2 separate regions of the Mus musculus genome follow, and region 2 is linked to region 1. A link is a loop called in an ENCODE intact Hi-C map of the cell type or tissue named here. Cell type or tissue: left cerebral cortex. All regions are shown on one strand. Links, peaks and the distances in the headings refer to the core of each region. The heading gives the core; the rest is flanking DNA.

What was found. Peaks named below come from ENCODE experiments on the same cell type or tissue, not always from the same donor. Only the 100,000 strongest peaks of a DNase experiment are listed, where the experiment ranks them.
Region 2: a loop joins it to region 1, with 2.8 times the contacts of the local background. A loop is called at or near these places in 2 of 42 quality-filtered maps.

Annotation. Positions count from the first base shown.
Region 1 is chr2:14,735,689-14,744,007 of GRCm38, reverse strand. The region is part of intron 2 of Cacnb2 (calcium channel, voltage-dependent, beta 2 subunit); the gene reads right to left. Gm13269 (a long non-coding RNA gene) reads left to right here. Exons shown (of 4, transcript XR_374014.3): 3 at 3,349-4,396; 4 at 4,519-5,276. Among named protein-coding and RNA genes, the nearest start is that of Gm13269, 27 kb to the left of the region's middle. In left cerebral cortex, for the core only: no CTCF peak of the experiment used is centred there; DNase peaks (open chromatin) are centred at 4,327 and 4,821; H3K4me3 peaks cover 1,899 bases; H3K27ac peaks cover 1,974 bases.
Region 2 is chr2:15,036,009-15,044,327 of GRCm38, reverse strand. Nsun6 (NOL1/NOP2/Sun domain family member 6) reads left to right here. Exons shown (of 11, transcript NM_028950.5): 3 at 2,022-2,101; 4 at 4,486-4,595; 5 at 6,101-6,254; 6 at 7,972-8,053. Among named protein-coding and RNA genes, the nearest start is that of Nsun6, 9.1 kb to the left of the region's middle. In left cerebral cortex, for the core only: a CTCF peak has its summit at 3,773 (motif pointing right); a DNase peak (open chromatin) is centred at 3,802.

The sequences.
Region 1 (8,319 bases), core at 3,450-5,949:
GAGTACACATGGAGGGAACCATGGCTCCAGCCTCATATGTAGTAGAGGATGGCATTGTCTGGCATCAATAGGAGAAGCCTTTGGTCCTGTGAAAGCCTGATTCCCCAGTGTAGGGGAATGCCAAGGCTGTGAGGGAGGAGTGGGTAGGTGGGAGAGGGAGCATTCTCATAGAAGCAGGAGGAGGGAGATAAGAGAGGGGGGTTCAGGAGGGGAAACCTGGAAAAGGGACAATATTTGAAATGTAAATACATAAAGTATCCAATAAAAAATACAAAAAAAGAGAGAAATCCAAAAGAACTAACATTAACCTATCACAATCGTTTAAAACCGTTGTTTACCGTAATTCAAATTGGAAGCTACCCACATGCTTAGCAACAGCAAATTCACTAGTGAAATCATGGTTTAGCCCACAATGGATTACTATAGAGTCACAATAATAAGAATAGAACTATAACCACAGAGATCTGTCTTATAAACGAAGGACAAGTGACACAGGTAGATGAGAGGAAGAACTATTCTATATGAGTTCATTTGTAGAGGATTCTGATATAGGAAAAATGGACTATAGTGCCAAAGTCAAGTAAACGGGTCCACTAGTGGAGTGGGCAATAGTGAAAAAAAGGCATATTAGAGGTATTGACAATGAGTGGTTTCTTTAAAACAAACAAACAAACTTTCATATGTGTGCTTATATGCACCTGTGAGTGCAGGTGCCTGAAGAGACCAGAAGACCATCAGATTCCAGGAGCTGGAGATGCAGGTGGTTTTGACCTGCCTGACCTGGGTGCTGAGAACCAAACTCGGGTCTTCTGGAAGAGCAGTACACATTCTTGACTGCTGAGCCATCTCTCTAACCCTGGTGCATGGTCTCTTGACTTGAGTGCTGGCCACATTTCTTAACGTAAGCAACTTGAAATTTTAGCATCAGCTCTCCTATGTGTTTGATTTGCCCATTACCCGTCTCTTTATTTTGAATCTAGATTTTGAAGCATTTCAGAATTTCAGATTAACTATGTTTATTCAGGAAAAAATGTATAGAAATGTTCGAAAACCTAAAAAACTTAAGAATATAAAAAAAAAAAAGTCTACTCCTAAGCATTTCCAACAAGGTACATTCAATCTGTATAACCTTTGCCTAGTATCCACAGCACCTGTGGGTATCAATATTGATGGAAGTTTGTCCCGTATATAAAATGGGATGAAACTTGAATATAACCTGTGCCCATTTTCTTACACACTTAAATCACATCTAGATGATCAACATGTAGCAATACAATACAATGTTGGTAGTTATTATGCTGGACTGTAAAAGAGTAACGAGAGAACTGTGTATGTTCAACACACACATAACCTCTTTCAAAGACTTTTGATCCTGCTGTGAAATTCACAAATATGGAACTTATGATCCTGGAAAGCCATCCGAACCCCAACTAAACACTTAGAATGGCAATTGAGCCCTTCTTCCAAAGGATGTAAATGTCAATGTTTTCCAAGTTCACATTAGAGCTCTCTATGTTTGAATTAATAAGTTATTCCATTGACAGCTTTTCATATCATTTAATAAATCAGCAAGGCAATTTAGATAAATATGGGAATTGCCTGTAAGGTATAAGTCAGATCAAAAAAATTACTTTTACGTAGAAACAAAATAATGAGGACTAAGCTCCCAAAATAAATGATAATGTCAAATTAGAGACTTATGTACTGAGTCTTCTAGAGAAAAACAGGGCTTCTATCCCATAGACGGCACTCATTGTGCACAGCACAGGTTCTGGGTATATCAAGCCAATGTTGAACAGGAGAGGAAAGAGAGCTAAATAAAATTAGCGGCTATGAAAGGTAAAATGCTAGAAATGAAGGATGGTGGCACGTGTATAAAACTTTCTTTGCTGCCCACATAATGTTACTGTTCTTTCTAAAAGACAAGGTTAGAGTGGGAGGAACCTTTAACAAAGCTGTCATCCTAAAAAGAAAATGGTTAAAAAAGAGGAAAAAAAAAAAAAAAACTCCCAGAAGATTGAAGAAAGACACACCCATACACTCACACACACACACACCCAACTTAACAATGGATATCCTATCTGAGGACACATCCCCAATCAATCCTGTAGCTGTACAAATGCCATAGGGTATACCAGTACAAACTAAGATGTGTAAACCACCATGCATCCTAATGTGCCTAGACCTCTATGATACATGCAATCTGTCACTGGGTGAAATGCAGTCATGCAATGGGTAACTGCACACATATGACATTTTATTTACATGCTTTTAATTTACAGTGTTTTACACACAAATATATATAATTATATATAATAGATATCTAACTCATATGCATATATATATATATATATATATATATATATATATATGCTTGAATTTAATACTGGCATGATAGCCACAAAATATTCTAAAAAAAAAAATCATACACTAGACCAAGGTATATGGGTTTCCAATGTCTTTAAAACATACATATGCTATATATTGTTATGGGTCCTTACTCAAAGTACAGGGTAAAAAGTTTGATAATTATAAAGAAACAAGTGTCGTACTTTTTATTCATGACTCCAAACAAACAAACAAACAAATGAAACCAAAATAACAAAAACAGATTGTAGTGTCTGTTCTTTTTATGTATTTTCATGCGTATTTACAAGGGGCAGAAACAAGCCAAATATAAATCATAGTCTTGAGAGTATATTTCAGAAACCCCTGACAAACTAGGCAAATGGAATAGATTTCTTCTAATTCCCAATAGAGAAGACAAACAGAAAGACAGAAAGCCACACAAGTCAGAGTCCTCATTAATCATGAAAACAGGCATTTTTAACGACATTATTTTAAGATTTTCATTTTTAGGCAGTTTTACACACTAAAAAAGTTTGTGGCACCTGTTTCCAAATCTTATTTAAAAATCAATGAATTTTCCTATGGGAAAAACCATCCATCTCTGCAGATGTCATCCTTAAAAAAATCTTGTCTGGCTACCTCACAACTACATTTACTCCTGACCTGTCTGTCAGCTGTTGCATTCAAAACACAAACAACACAGAGTACATAACAATTTTAAAGCCGGTTCAATTAAGGGAGCTTTTAGATCTCTTATCTATTTATTTAATAATGGGAGATCTTTCCAAATCTTATAGGAATGCAATGATCCTGTTGTCCCTCCTAGCCCCGATCTTCAACTTTATGCTTGAGAATGTAGCAGATTTTGACCTTGTTTGTCCTGAGGTCTCAGATGAATCTCATCTACTGGCCAAATTCCCAAGGTCACAGATTTCCTTAGTGACACCCTTAAGAATTGATTAGTGTTCATTGTCAATTTTCCATTTGTTTTGCATCCAGGAATCTCAAGGCAGTGTGAAGCCATTCAGCACTGCGGTCTGGCCAGCCTGCATAAATCGCCTGCTCTCTTTCACAGCCTTCCCTGAAAATAAAGCGACTGCACACAGACGGCGGCGGCGTATGAAAATAAAGCCAGGGCTTCCTCCAAGCCTTTCTGCTTGCATAGCAGTGCAGTGTATTTCAATTAACATCCAACCTTCTCCAACAGTGCTACTTCAGTATTTGTAAGAGCCTGCCTTTTAGAATTTAATACTCAGACAGCCATTTTGCAAAAAAAAAAAAAAAACACAGCAGGTCCATAAAATAAGGGCTGTTTCAGAGAAACAGGGGATGATAAAGCCGTTGAAAAGGCTGGCGGTATTGCAACAGCTGTGTCATCCATCAAATGATTATCATCTACTATTATTTTTTCTGAAGCTCTTCAAAACAGGATTTCACATTAGCTACTGTGGCTGTCTGTAATTTGACAAACTCCATAGCAATTCATTTCTAGAAAATAATTTCCTTTCTCATGCCAGGATTCAAATATGAAAACTCCAAGCAAAAGAGTGTATCAACTGGTTTGAACTGATACTGATATCTGAGACAATAGATTACCCCCCCTTCCCCCCCCCCCCCCCGCACACACACATACACACATCAAACCAGTTCCTCTACAAGTTATTTCCAACCTTATTAAAGTAACCAAGAACAAAAGATAAACACACAGAAACATCTCCAGAAAGACCTCAGAGTATTGTAGCCCTCAGGTGCCTTGACAACTCATGGCACAAATGATTGATTTTCTGTTTGGTTCAGCACGGGGATTAAAGCACCCAAAAGCAGCAGCACGAACCAGACGGACACAAGTTACATTTTCAGCTCCCAGCTACAACTGTACAGCAATAGAAACTTACATAGGACACCCGTACTCGCCGGCGATGTACCAGCCCGCAGCACTGCATGAAGAGGTGGCAGAACGCAGTCAGAGCGTGGCTTCACCAAGCGGCACCGTGCCTCGGCTTCTCGTCACGGCCACTGTCCATTTCTTCCCACCTTCCACTCCCAGGTAAGAGTCATGGGCAAATCAACACTTAGCTGCTGTTTCTAGGTAGGTTTTACACATTGCTGTTTTTGCAGGCATGCCAAAACTTTGTTCTCTCTGACTGCCTTTTAAATTTTTTCTTACAGGTAATTTGAGATCTTCTTTCAGGGGGCTGCCTACTAGCAGAAATCTAGAAAAGGTAGCATTTCTCTTCCTGAAGAAGCTATTGCTAACACGGAGTTTTGCCTGTTCAAATCATCAGGGTTTCTGAGCGAGGCTTTTACAGTAGCCATGCTCAACCCCAGAGATTTTTCAAACCTCAGAGCCTTGCATTTCATCAGGCTGCAGTCTGCCGCTTCAGAAGGAGGCGGCCTACTCTGGCTGCTGTTTATGTGACTGTTTCTGAGAACAACGCTCCTGCCGCTGTTTGGCTGTTACATCGCCCTCCTCACTACGCACAGCCTGGCGAGAGCATCCTTGATTCACTGGTACCTCGGTAACATTGTGGGCATATCTGATTTGCTCTTTCTCCCTCCTCCCCTTCCACTGACAAATGAGTGAGTCTAGACTTTAATTCACTGTGGGTTCTTAGGACTCCAGAGCCACCCTCTACACTGTGAGATGCATTGTCCTGCAGTATGTATTTCACAGGAATTTTAAGGAAGATTGTTGGAGTAGCCTTAGGACCTGACTCACTCAGCCACTGCGGCTCCACAGTTTTTCTTTCTGCTTGCCAAAGACTCATTTTCTACATTGAAGCATGTTAAATAAGCACAGATCTGGCAGGCAAATGTGATCAGAGTCAGACCTAATTAATTGGTTAAATAATATATCATCTATGATTTTAACACACTAAGCCGAATGCTCCGTAAGTCTGAGTGCTTATAGGTCAATACTCCATGTAAACTATTCTTTATCCCTTTCCCCCAAGGACACAGCTTTCTGGCAGAGAGCAGATCTTTACTCTCTTCATCTGAGGCCTTGTACATGCCACACCATGAAAGATGAATCATTTAGGCATTGGGGATTTAGCTATTAATTTGGATGATATCAACCATTCTAATAAGCAATGATTCATATATAACCTTTTAGTACACCACACATATTGACCCAAGTTTGCTCCCACACCCAAGTCACTCCATATTACTTTAAAAGGTACATTAATTAACTTCCCAACATAGTCTAAGATCAACAACCATTGTCATGCTCCTTAGGCCTGTGGAAAATTAGACTAACTCCCAATCTTTTGTTCATGTTTTCTTTAGAGCCTGGTTAACTGGCCCCTGTGTTGCTGTTATTCATCTTAGGCATGACTGAGAACTGGAAGGTGTCTCTGCTTTAATTCAGACTTCTTATATGACTGGCAGAGGAACTGAGACCCTTAGTGCTTGGTAATATAGCAGTAGTATAATTAATAGCCTGGATTTAACACAGTCCTCAAATTCTACGGCGTTATTGCATACTACAGGTTTTAAAGTATCAAAGGGAAAAATATGACTATATAAAAAGGTGGTTCTCAACCCTGCCACCCTTTAAAACAGCTCTTCTCATGTTGTGGTAACTCTGAACCCTAAAATTATTTAGTTGTTACTTCATAATTGTAATTTTGCTACTGTTATGAATCATAGTATAAATATCTGTTATGCTGGATATCTGATATGCAACCTCTGTGAAAGGGTAGTTTGACATCACCCCCCCCCCAAAGGGGTCACAGGTTGAGAACCACTGATGTAGAGCTTTGATTAAGTCAGACACATTTCTAAATTAAACCGGGAATTAACTTTTGAATTGTGTCTTCTAAAGAAGGTTGACATTTTTTGGACTATACAGGATACACTCCTAGTACACAGGATTTCAATTTGATTATTTTGCAGAAACTTTAATAAGAAATATAGTAATCTAATAAACACAAAGTCTAGGTTTTTAAATAAAATTTTTGTATAATTTGATCATTTTCTTTCCCTTCCCCCAACTATAAGAGAGAGAGAGAGACAGAGAGAGAGAGAGAGAGAGAGAGAGAGAGAGAGAGAGAGAGAGAGTGTTGGTTAGGGAGGTGGGAAGGATCAAGGGCTTTTAAAAAGTCCCCCTGTCTCACATTTCATAAAAACAAAGAATAAAAATGTCAAAAAAATTTAAAAAGTCAAAGTTAGAGTAAGATGAGAACATTGGTAGAAAGTCATCTCTCCTTGAGTTCAGAATTCACTTCACTTTTTATTAAGTATAGTATTTTTAAACACAATATGTGAGAGATTCCCCAGTTCATTAGAGATTACACCCACACTGCCATTCAAGAACCCAAGAAAGAATGCCGAGCGCTCTAAGTGGGTTCTGCAAACATTTGCTGGGTACCTTCTATCTTCTTGGTTCTGGGTTAACTTGCTGTGAATAGGAAATAATAAGTACATTTCATCTGTTACTCCCCTTTTTTTTTTTCTCCTTTCTATAGGGAGTCCATGCCACCATCTTTCTATAAGGGTTGACATAAGGCAGGTGCCACCATACTGAAAACAGGCTCTAGATCTTACATCATAGCAGAGGGAAGAGAACAAAGTGACAAGGAGAAATGGGACCGCCCAGCAAACAGTCCCTATCTATCCCTCCCAGGTACACTCAAGGCTCTGTAAAGGCAGGGATATGCGGGCTCCTTTTACAAGACAGGCAGTGCTGCAGCCAATGGGCAATAAGTAGAGGAAGAATTCTGGGTAACTAGGCAGTAAATGCAGCACAAAAATGTACATGCAGACTAGATACACGCTACATCTGCTTATGTAAAATATACAAGGAAAAATGTGAGTGGTCTACATACTTATAAGACAACACAGATACACCTAATGCTTCGAGATTTGTATTTCTATTTCCTGTCTTGGATTGTTCTGTGTGTGTGCACGTTTATGTACCTTTCCAGCTCCTGGGCTTTTTTGAAAAAGGGTTTCACACCACACAGGATATCTTCAGATTTATCATGCACTACACAGACAAGGATGCCATTGCACCCCTAATCCTTCAGTCTCTACCTCCCAAGTGCTAGAGTTACAGGTATACATCACCACACCTGGTCCAAAGTCTTCAAACTAAACTTCATCTTCCCAGAAATTCAGACTACCCTTTTGTGTACAGTCTGAGCATTGAGCACAGAAAATGACAAGAAGACATAAATTCACACTTGAGTCTTTGTTATTTATTTATGTATCATTTCATCCATAGTAACCAGAATAAACATAGAGAACCTGTACTAAGGCAAATAGTCCAGCTTGCCTAGCAACTGGGGGTTGGGGGTTGGGGGCTGGGGCGGTACATGTGACTAGCTTCTGGCCAATGAGAAAGAAGCAAAAATGTCAAGTATCAATACCACGGATGTCCTTAGAGGGACTGGACCTTGCCTTCACCTTGTACTCTTCTCTCCCATGCTGCTCTAAGGTAGATGTAGTGCTATAGCAACACAGGAAAGCCTTCCCCACATTCCAGGGACACAGCAGTAGGTTTCCAGTCTCTCACTGGGAGCTGCTGTATCTGTTGGAAGTGGCTTGTCATGGTATGGCATTATAAAGAGAAACATGCTCCCACATTATCTAAGCTACTCCTATTTTTACCCCAGTTAAAAAAATGAAACCCGTATTTTACAAATACCTCTGGGTGTTAGTGTTAGAGTGAATAATTAATTCATAGTATCCAAGGAGTGTATAGAAAGGTAGGAACTTATGGGGCAGAAAGGTGAAACAGGGAGAGGTACCCAGTTCCACAACAGAGTTCAGTCAGATTTTATCCAGCAGAGCAGGAGAATGACTCGATCTGGTAAATGTGAAAATAACTGCCTATTTTTATTAGCAAGTAGGAAAAATAATCATCGTTAGATGATTTGATCTAAAAATACTGAACTCTTCTCCCAAAACAGAAACAGATTCTCCAGTAAGAAATCTGAAACTGCTGAGCTTACATACTGGCAATTA
Region 2 (8,319 bases), core at 2,308-4,807, 300 kb before region 1:
GATTGTACAGTTCTTTATCTAACCTGTGTGTGGAATGCAGTTTATGATGTAAATTGTACCTTTGAAAGGAGGTTTTAAAAAAGGCAAGGGTGCATGGGTGGAGTGGTATGGTGGGTAAGGGTGCTTGCTGCCAAGCCTGGTGACCTATGTTTACTTTGTTATTGCTTTAAAAATAAAGGGTAGAGGAATGACATCAGGCAATGTACTTGGCCTGGCAAAAACAGTTCATTTGTATTGCTATGTGGGGCAGTCACTTGCATGGTTGTCTTTTCATATCAGGTTTACTTTTTCTGATGGAAAAGGAAGAGAAAAATGTTGACATGACAGATTTGTCTCTATGTAAAATAATTTTTGTACTGTAAAGCAGAAATGTGTGATAAGATTCATCTCCTACTTGGGAACATCTCGTTACAATAGTTTCACTATATGCTTATCAAATGATGAAGCAGAGAAGGATAGGGAAGGGTTTGACTCCAGGGAGAAAGGGTTTGCCATTCAGCTTGCCCGTCAGTCATCTGCTGAGTGTGGTCATAGTCTGAGGTATCCTCTGGAAGGAGTAGGAGAGATCTGCTGAGTGTGGTCATAGTCTGAAATGTCCTTTGGGAGGAATAGGAGAGCTGTTGGCTTGGTGAACTAAAATAAGGAGTTTTTTTCTCACTTTTACACACTTCTAATTGGTGTGGATTCTTCCAAGTGACACAATGAGTTTTATTATTACTCGTTCAGGTACTGTGGGAGAATTAGTAAGTGGGTAAAGCAGAGCCTTCAGGCATCAACTTCTCAGATATTTGCATATTTTCTCCCAGAAACTATACTTGGTGCCTGTTCTCTTACCTACCATCTACGCTTTATCATGATGATTGGAGGGTGCCTAGTCTAATTCAGCCTGCATTAGAATAGGCCTGTTCATATTCAGCAACACATTTTCAAGGAAAAATAACCCTGGTGTATGTTGATTGGTAATTTTACATTATATGAACACTGGTACGAAAGTTGATCTCAAACTTGTAGTGTATCTGTAGGATTAGAGATGCCCACAGTGAGTCAGGTGAGGTGTGCCAGTAGCTCTTTGGCCCTGCATGTATTTCTAGTCTAACCAGCTAAGTATAATAGATTTTGAAAATTCTGACCTTCTAATAAAAGTATTTTTGATATCAGTAAAATCAACATGGTGTGCAATGTTGGTGGTATGTGTCATATTTAGTAATTTCACAATACAGACTAATATCTTTAACATCCTATTCTGAAACTTTCTAAATGACTCTCTGTGCGTATGAGTTAGGATTGATCCGGCATCTCTTACTAGATAGCTCAGTTCCCTTTACTCAGGGTCATCTTTCCTTGTCTTGAGTGCTAAGATTACAGATGCACACCACTGTACCCAGCTTAGAAAATGGTGCCTGCATGTAACTATCAGAGTAAGTCACTTAAACATGGTTTGTGTTTTTACAATTGAACAGTACACAGAATTAAATCCTGTAAAGAAGTCCGAGCTGGGTGTGGTAACCTGTGCCTGTAACTTCAGCCCCTGCAGAATGTGAGACAGGAGAATTGAAAGCTTGAGGCAAGTGTGGGCAACATAGGGAGATTCTAACTCAAAATTCAGCACTTGCTAGTATGTCCAGCCCCTAGCACTTCTTCCCACTAACATCAGGATGATACTGACTCAGAGAAGAAATAGTTAAAAATGTGTTTAATGTTACAGCATTCCATGAAGTATGTTGGAATAGCCCTAAATCAAGTTGCCCACAGTAGGAGGTGGTGACACAGTGAGCCCTGTGAGGTTTACCTGTTGCACTGGGTGCTGTCTCATTGTGGGCACGGTGACACAGAGAAGCCTGTGAGGTGTACCACCTGCACTGGGTGCTCTGACACTGTGTGCACGGTGACACAGAGAAGCCTGTGAGGTGTACCACCTGCACTGGGTGCTCTGACACTGTGTGCATGGTGACACAGAGAAGCCTGTGAGGTGTACCACCTGCACTGGGTGCTCTGACACTGTGTGTGTTTGTTCTTAACAGCAGTTTGGTGAATCCAGCATTCCTGTTGTTCAGCATCCAGCCCTCCCGGATGTCTTGCTCATCCCCATGACTGGACCAAGGTTTGTGGCTGTTTCCTTTTCTCTTTTTTTCTCCTAAATTAAAACTCGTCCCAAGATGTTTGCTTGTTGACTGTATTGTCTGCATTTTTAGAGACTCTCTAAACCCAAAAGTCACAGATTTGTAATCACATACTTCATGCTCCATCACATCTTGTGTGACAGGACCAGGACTCTATCTGATGACCTTGATAGTAGTGCATCTTCCATCTGTGTAGTGTAGTGATGGACTTCATTCTTACTTTTTAGACGCTTCGTTTTGTTTACTTATGTTTCTTTTATAAAAAGATTTACTTTTATTTTATGTGCACAGTAATTGTCAGCTTATATGAATATATACTATGTATATATGTCAGCTTATATGAATATATACTGTGTACATGTACCTGCAAAGGCTAGAAGAGGCCATCAGATCACCTGGAGTTATAGATGGTCGTGAGCTGGGAACTGAACCTGGGTCCTCTACAAGAGCAGCAAGTGCTCTTAACTGCTGAGCCATCTTCCCAGCTCCTGTTTATCTATAGTTCTTATGAGATTCCAGGATTAAAACGATTTTCGAGTTACATTAAATAAGTATTGTGTTTTATAATTGGGTTCATAAAATTTTATACTGAACAATTATGTCTATTTACTGGTTGACATAATATATATGTGAGATGTGATTCTCCTCATTTACATATTTGGAAGATGGAAGATGTATTTTTGAAAGTTGAAAAAGGCTTCCATATTATAAGAATGCCTTTCCCAAGTAGCACATGAAGGACCTTATTTATGCTATAAAGTATTTAAACGTGTTATGGTAAATATGAAAATGCTCATGTTGCTAAAGCTTTGAAATACTTTGATAGTAATAAAACAATGGAAATACTAACTGCACACACACACACACACACACACACACACATGGGCGCACGCGCGTGTGTGTGTATATATATATGAATGATGTATACTAGCTTGGAAAACATTCTTGTATTCTACTCTACCAGACAACCCAGGTTGATTCTGCTCAGTTCTGAATCAGTGACTGCCGTAGGTGATGGTCACAGGCCATTTGGTTTACATTTTTTATATGGATGCAAAATTGCTGTTGATTAGGTTCAGCTTTTGGCTGTCTCTCATTCTGAACTAATAATCTTACTTTCATTTAGTTTCTCTCTCTGTCTCTCTGTCTCTGTCTGTCTGTCTGTCTGTCTCTCTCTCTCTGTGTCTCTGTCTCTGCTTTTCTCCTCACGTACAGTATGAGGTATGCATGATAGACAAGCTGTCCAGCACAGCCTGGCTTCCAAGGCTCAGTCCTCTGGCCTCAGCCTCTCTGCACTGGGGTTGTAGGCATGCCTCAGCACACTCAGGTTCATTTTGTTGCTGAGGATCCTGTCCGAGGATGATGAGCAGAATTTCAGTAGGCTTTTTTTCTTTTTACTTTATGAAAAACAAGACAGTTCTATCATTGTTGTCAAAGTGATGCAGTGACTATTTGAGAGTTGTGTAAACAGATCTGCAGAGTTAACTCTCATGATGATCTACTGTTCAGAGATTTCTGCTAGCCCTGGACTTGAACTCTGTTTTAAGAGAGGCCCATTGCCAATAGTTTCTAACATACGTTGTCTGTCTTCCCACTCTGTTTGTCTCCTCTCTCTTAATGCTGTTAGGAAGACAGTACTGCCTGTTAAATGACCACGCAGCTTTTCATGCCGCACTCCTTCCTTCCACCAGAGGGCCCTCTTTTTCAGTTTTTTATTCTCTCTCTCTCTCTCTCTCTCTCTCTCTCTCTGTGTGTGTGTGTGTGTGTGTGTGTGTGTGTGTGTACACTCGAGTGGGTGTCAGAGGACAACTTTCTCCTTTCTCATGGACCCATGTGGATCGAATTCAGGCAGCAGCTGCCTTTACCAGATGAGACATCTTTCCTGTATTTATTTTTTTCTTTCTTCAGTGTCTATTCTTTTTACCTTTTCTTTCTTGCTGTGTAAACTGCCATTCTATTTATATCTGTTTCAAAGCTTTTTCTCTGTGGTTTATTTAGGAAAATCAAGACTTAACAGGCTATGCATATAAAGTCTCTTTAAATAATATTTTTAATTTAAAGTTTTATATATTTATACTGTGTGTATTGCCCATATCCATCCACTAATATGTCTAATGAATCTTTTAGAAAGCTTATGGTGCTGGGCAGTGGCACATGCCTTTAATCACAGCACTTGGGAGGCAGAGGCAGGCGGATTTCTGAGTTTGAGGCCAGCCTGGTCTAATGAGTGAATTCCAGGACAGCCAGGGCTATACAGAGAAACCCTGTTTCAAAAAACAAAACAAAAAAAGCAAGCAAGCAAGCTTATGGTACTGGAAAGATATTTATTCTGTAATTTTTTCTTTTTTTTTTTTAACATTCCTAGGAAGAATATAGAAAGACAACAGGGTGAAGTGATTGTTGGCGCACAGTGTGGCAATGCAGTGTTAAGAGGGGCCCATGTCTATGTTCCAGGAATTGTGTCAGCTTCAAAATGTAGGTATAAGATTGAGGACACCCTACAGTTCATGAACGTGATGGGTTGGAAATTTACATACGTTAAATCTGCCTTTGTTAGATACTTCCTGAGAATTTTCCATGGAGGATTTTGTCCTATAAAAATAAATGTTATAATAACAGTTTTAACTATTTGCTTGACACAGTGCAGAGTCACTTGGGAAGGGACTCAGTGGGGAATTGTCTAGGTCCCATGGCTTTGAGCTTATCTGTGGCAAATTGTCATGATAATGACCATTGGAATAGGAAGGCTTGCCTGGTATTGGCAGCATCCCTTAGGACGTGGGATCCTGGAAATGTAGGGGTGGAGAAGGCAAGCATTACTTACTGCTCTCTGCTCTTGAGTGAAGGTAAAGTGACCAGCAGCTTCAAGTTAGGATCCACATAGACCTTTCTGTCACTGTTTGCTTTTCCACAGAAGAACTTAGATGATAGGACTTCTCTAGGGAACAGAGAAATACAGAGCATAGAAGGGTAGTGAAGGAGACTGAATTGTGCAGTGACACAGCATAGGTACCCTCATGCACATGGCCCAAGCATGGATATACATGTGCACACAGACACATTTTATTTTTCTTATAAAAGGTGGTGAAGTTCCATTTAATACTCCTGATTTCACTACCTTAAAACCTCAATTCTGTCTCCTCTCAGGACATTCATGAGGGTGGCCTCCAGAATCCCAGACAGTGGCTTAAACTTGGCGTTCTTCTTGGGTTCGCTCTGATAATGGTGAATTGCTTGTGCTAAACTGCTGCAGTGCACCCTTACTGGCTCGAGTCAGGAAGCACTGACTTGGCTCTATGACAAACCTGGTCAGTTCCTGGACCTCACCCATCCTGTGTATGATGATCTGGAAAACGATTGCTTTATGGCCTGGCGTGACTCTGGTTTCTTTTTTAGTATACACTTTTATTGACTCCTTTTGTTGGCAACTTAAATGTTGAGTATTGAGTCATGATACTAAGATTTATATAGCAACCTTTACTTAGTATTAGATTTTGCGGAAATAAGTCATATAAATGATGCCTCCTGTTGAAGATTTAGATAGTATGTTTTGAGTACCATTTCTGTATTTTCTTTTTAATAATATAAATTTTATCAATATATTTTTCTATACAGTTCTAGAAAATGTGTACACATGAGGCAGTTTATAGCGAGCATAGGATGGTAACTGTATCAAAGCCCAGGAAGTGATTTTTTAAAAATCATTCTATTTGTTTACATCTCAAATGATATCCCATGTCTGTATTTTCAATGAAAAAAACATAACAAACAAACAAACGTACGTACGTGTCCAGGTAGATGTTAGGGGCTCTTTAAAGGCTCAGCGTTTAGCGGCTGCTGAGGATTATGCTGACATAAGGAGCCAGTTTGTCTTTTCTCTTGTCCAGATTGGTATTTCTACAGATAACCGTTTTAGCTTGAAGGATTTTTACTTGTCTGCTAAAGCACAGGTTAACAGTTTGATTTTCTTCTCTTTCTAGTTATGAAAGCTGGAGATGTTATTTCCGTGTATTCTGATATTAACGGCAAATGTAAGAAAGGAGCCAAAGAATTTGATGGAACTAAAGTATTTCTCGGAAACGGAATTTCTGAACTGAGCCGCAAAGATATCTTCAATGGGTTACCTGATCTGAAGTATGTCACTGAACTCTGTGGGAGGAATAAATTCCTGTCTGTGGTTCAAAAAGCTCAAAACAGTGAAAAGGCATATTTTGTTACACTATATAAAAATTTCCATGACTTCAGCTGGAAAAAATGAGCCCATATTTCAATGATTTTTGGAAAGAGCTCCTTTTTGGTCAAAAAGGTAAATAGATTAAAAACCAAAGCAGTAGGATGTGGATGAAGCTAGTGGTGAGTGCATTGCTGACCTGCCAAGAGGCCCTACGTTTGGCCCTTAGCAGTGCAAAGCAAAGCAAAAGCCCAGGTGAGTGACTGATCACACTGTAATTGGGTAAGAATTTTATCCGTCCTTTTACATTTTAATTGTTTAAACTTTAAAGAACAATGCTTATCTTAATAAAAAATCAAATGAGTTGTTTTTTCAATCATTCTCATTCTCATTTTATCAAAGAAAAGTTTAGTTTTAATGTAATTCAAATATAAAAAATAAATTTTAACAAAATAAATTAAACCTGAAGTATAACTTACGTATGACTATTTATGGTCAAAACTAAATGTTTCAATTCTATTTGTTCAAGCCACACTGATATACAATTAGTTGTAAGTCATATTTGGATGTTGGTAGCGCTGAGTAGAATACAGCCTTGAACAAGTGAGGGCCTGCTTCGGCTGTTTTTTTGAGCTTGGTTTTGGAGAGCTGTGGAGCACCATTGCTCCGAGGTTGACTGCTGACATGCATGCACTAAGCACTGTGAATTGAGCCGTTTAGAAGGGTTCCGGAGTCCACATTCTGAACAGTGTCACATTGGCGTGGCCTTTCTATATGAACGAAGTCAATTCTCCTAAACAAACAGATAGTTAGGCTGTCAGGCTCTAAGACAAAACAAGCTTGCAAATGGCTACAACCTGATTTCCTTCTTCTTACAATGCTTGGTTGATACAGTGATGTCTTGCTTTGAGTGCCCTCTTTAGTTGCTTGCTAATGGTGTGCTCTCGTTTCCAATGGTGTTTCTAGTGACTGCTGAACCATGTTTGTTTTTCTGGTGGGAAAAAAAAGGTAACCATTCTTGAAAAAGCCTGTTGGCTACTCTGCAGTACTTGTAAGTTCTCTCCCACTGATAATTATGGAACATGCCACTCAGATGCAGTGTTTGTCTATATGAATCACTATCTATAATGCCTTCCTGTTCCCAGCAGCTCCACTGCCAGTAGTAAAATTGAACAGAGGTAGAACAGGTCATCTGGGGACAGTGTCAGTACTGGATATACTGGGCATATTGGGCAGCTCTTCTGGAGAAAAATGGGAGTGGAGCAGGCCCTGCCTTTGTCAGTGCTCAGCATCAGCATGAGCTTAGATATTTTTCCTTGTTTTCATATAAGTATCTAGCAGAGTGCCTTATACATTCAGTCATGCACAAAATGTGTTAGTAGATTAGAATAAAGTAAGAATTAGGTGTTCTTTGCCTTTTAACTTATTGAATTCTCAAAAGAAACTCTCGTGCTTACTAAAATAGTTATGTAACTTTATTTTTTTAATGTAATTTATTTATGAGATTTATTTATTTATTTATTTGTATGAGATTCTCTTGTAAAATACAAAACAATCAACAGGACCATTATAATTTGGTAAATAAAAGAACTCTTTAAATGCACAACAGCTTATATTTGATGAGTCTTTCCTACAAGTATATGCTATATGCAGACTAATATTTAATTTCTTATTTTTTAGAGGTATAGGCATAAGAATGACAGAACCCATATATCTCAGTCCCTCGTTTGACAATGTTCTACCCAGTTATATATTTTTACAGGTAAGAAAAATACTGAGTGACATTGAAGCATTTGGATAAATTATTAGGAAGAATTTTTCTCTTTTATTAATATTCGTGTATCTCTTCATTTTCTGACCTACTGTTCTCAAATACCAAGATAGTTCTTCTGAGCACTCTTTTCTGTGTTGATTTTAATATTCTGTCCTCTGTGTCTAAAGGTGATTTAATGATATGATATAATTATTGTTCTTCATCTCAGAATGTTAATCATAAGTAATGCACATACTGATGTGTAGCTAAAGGTT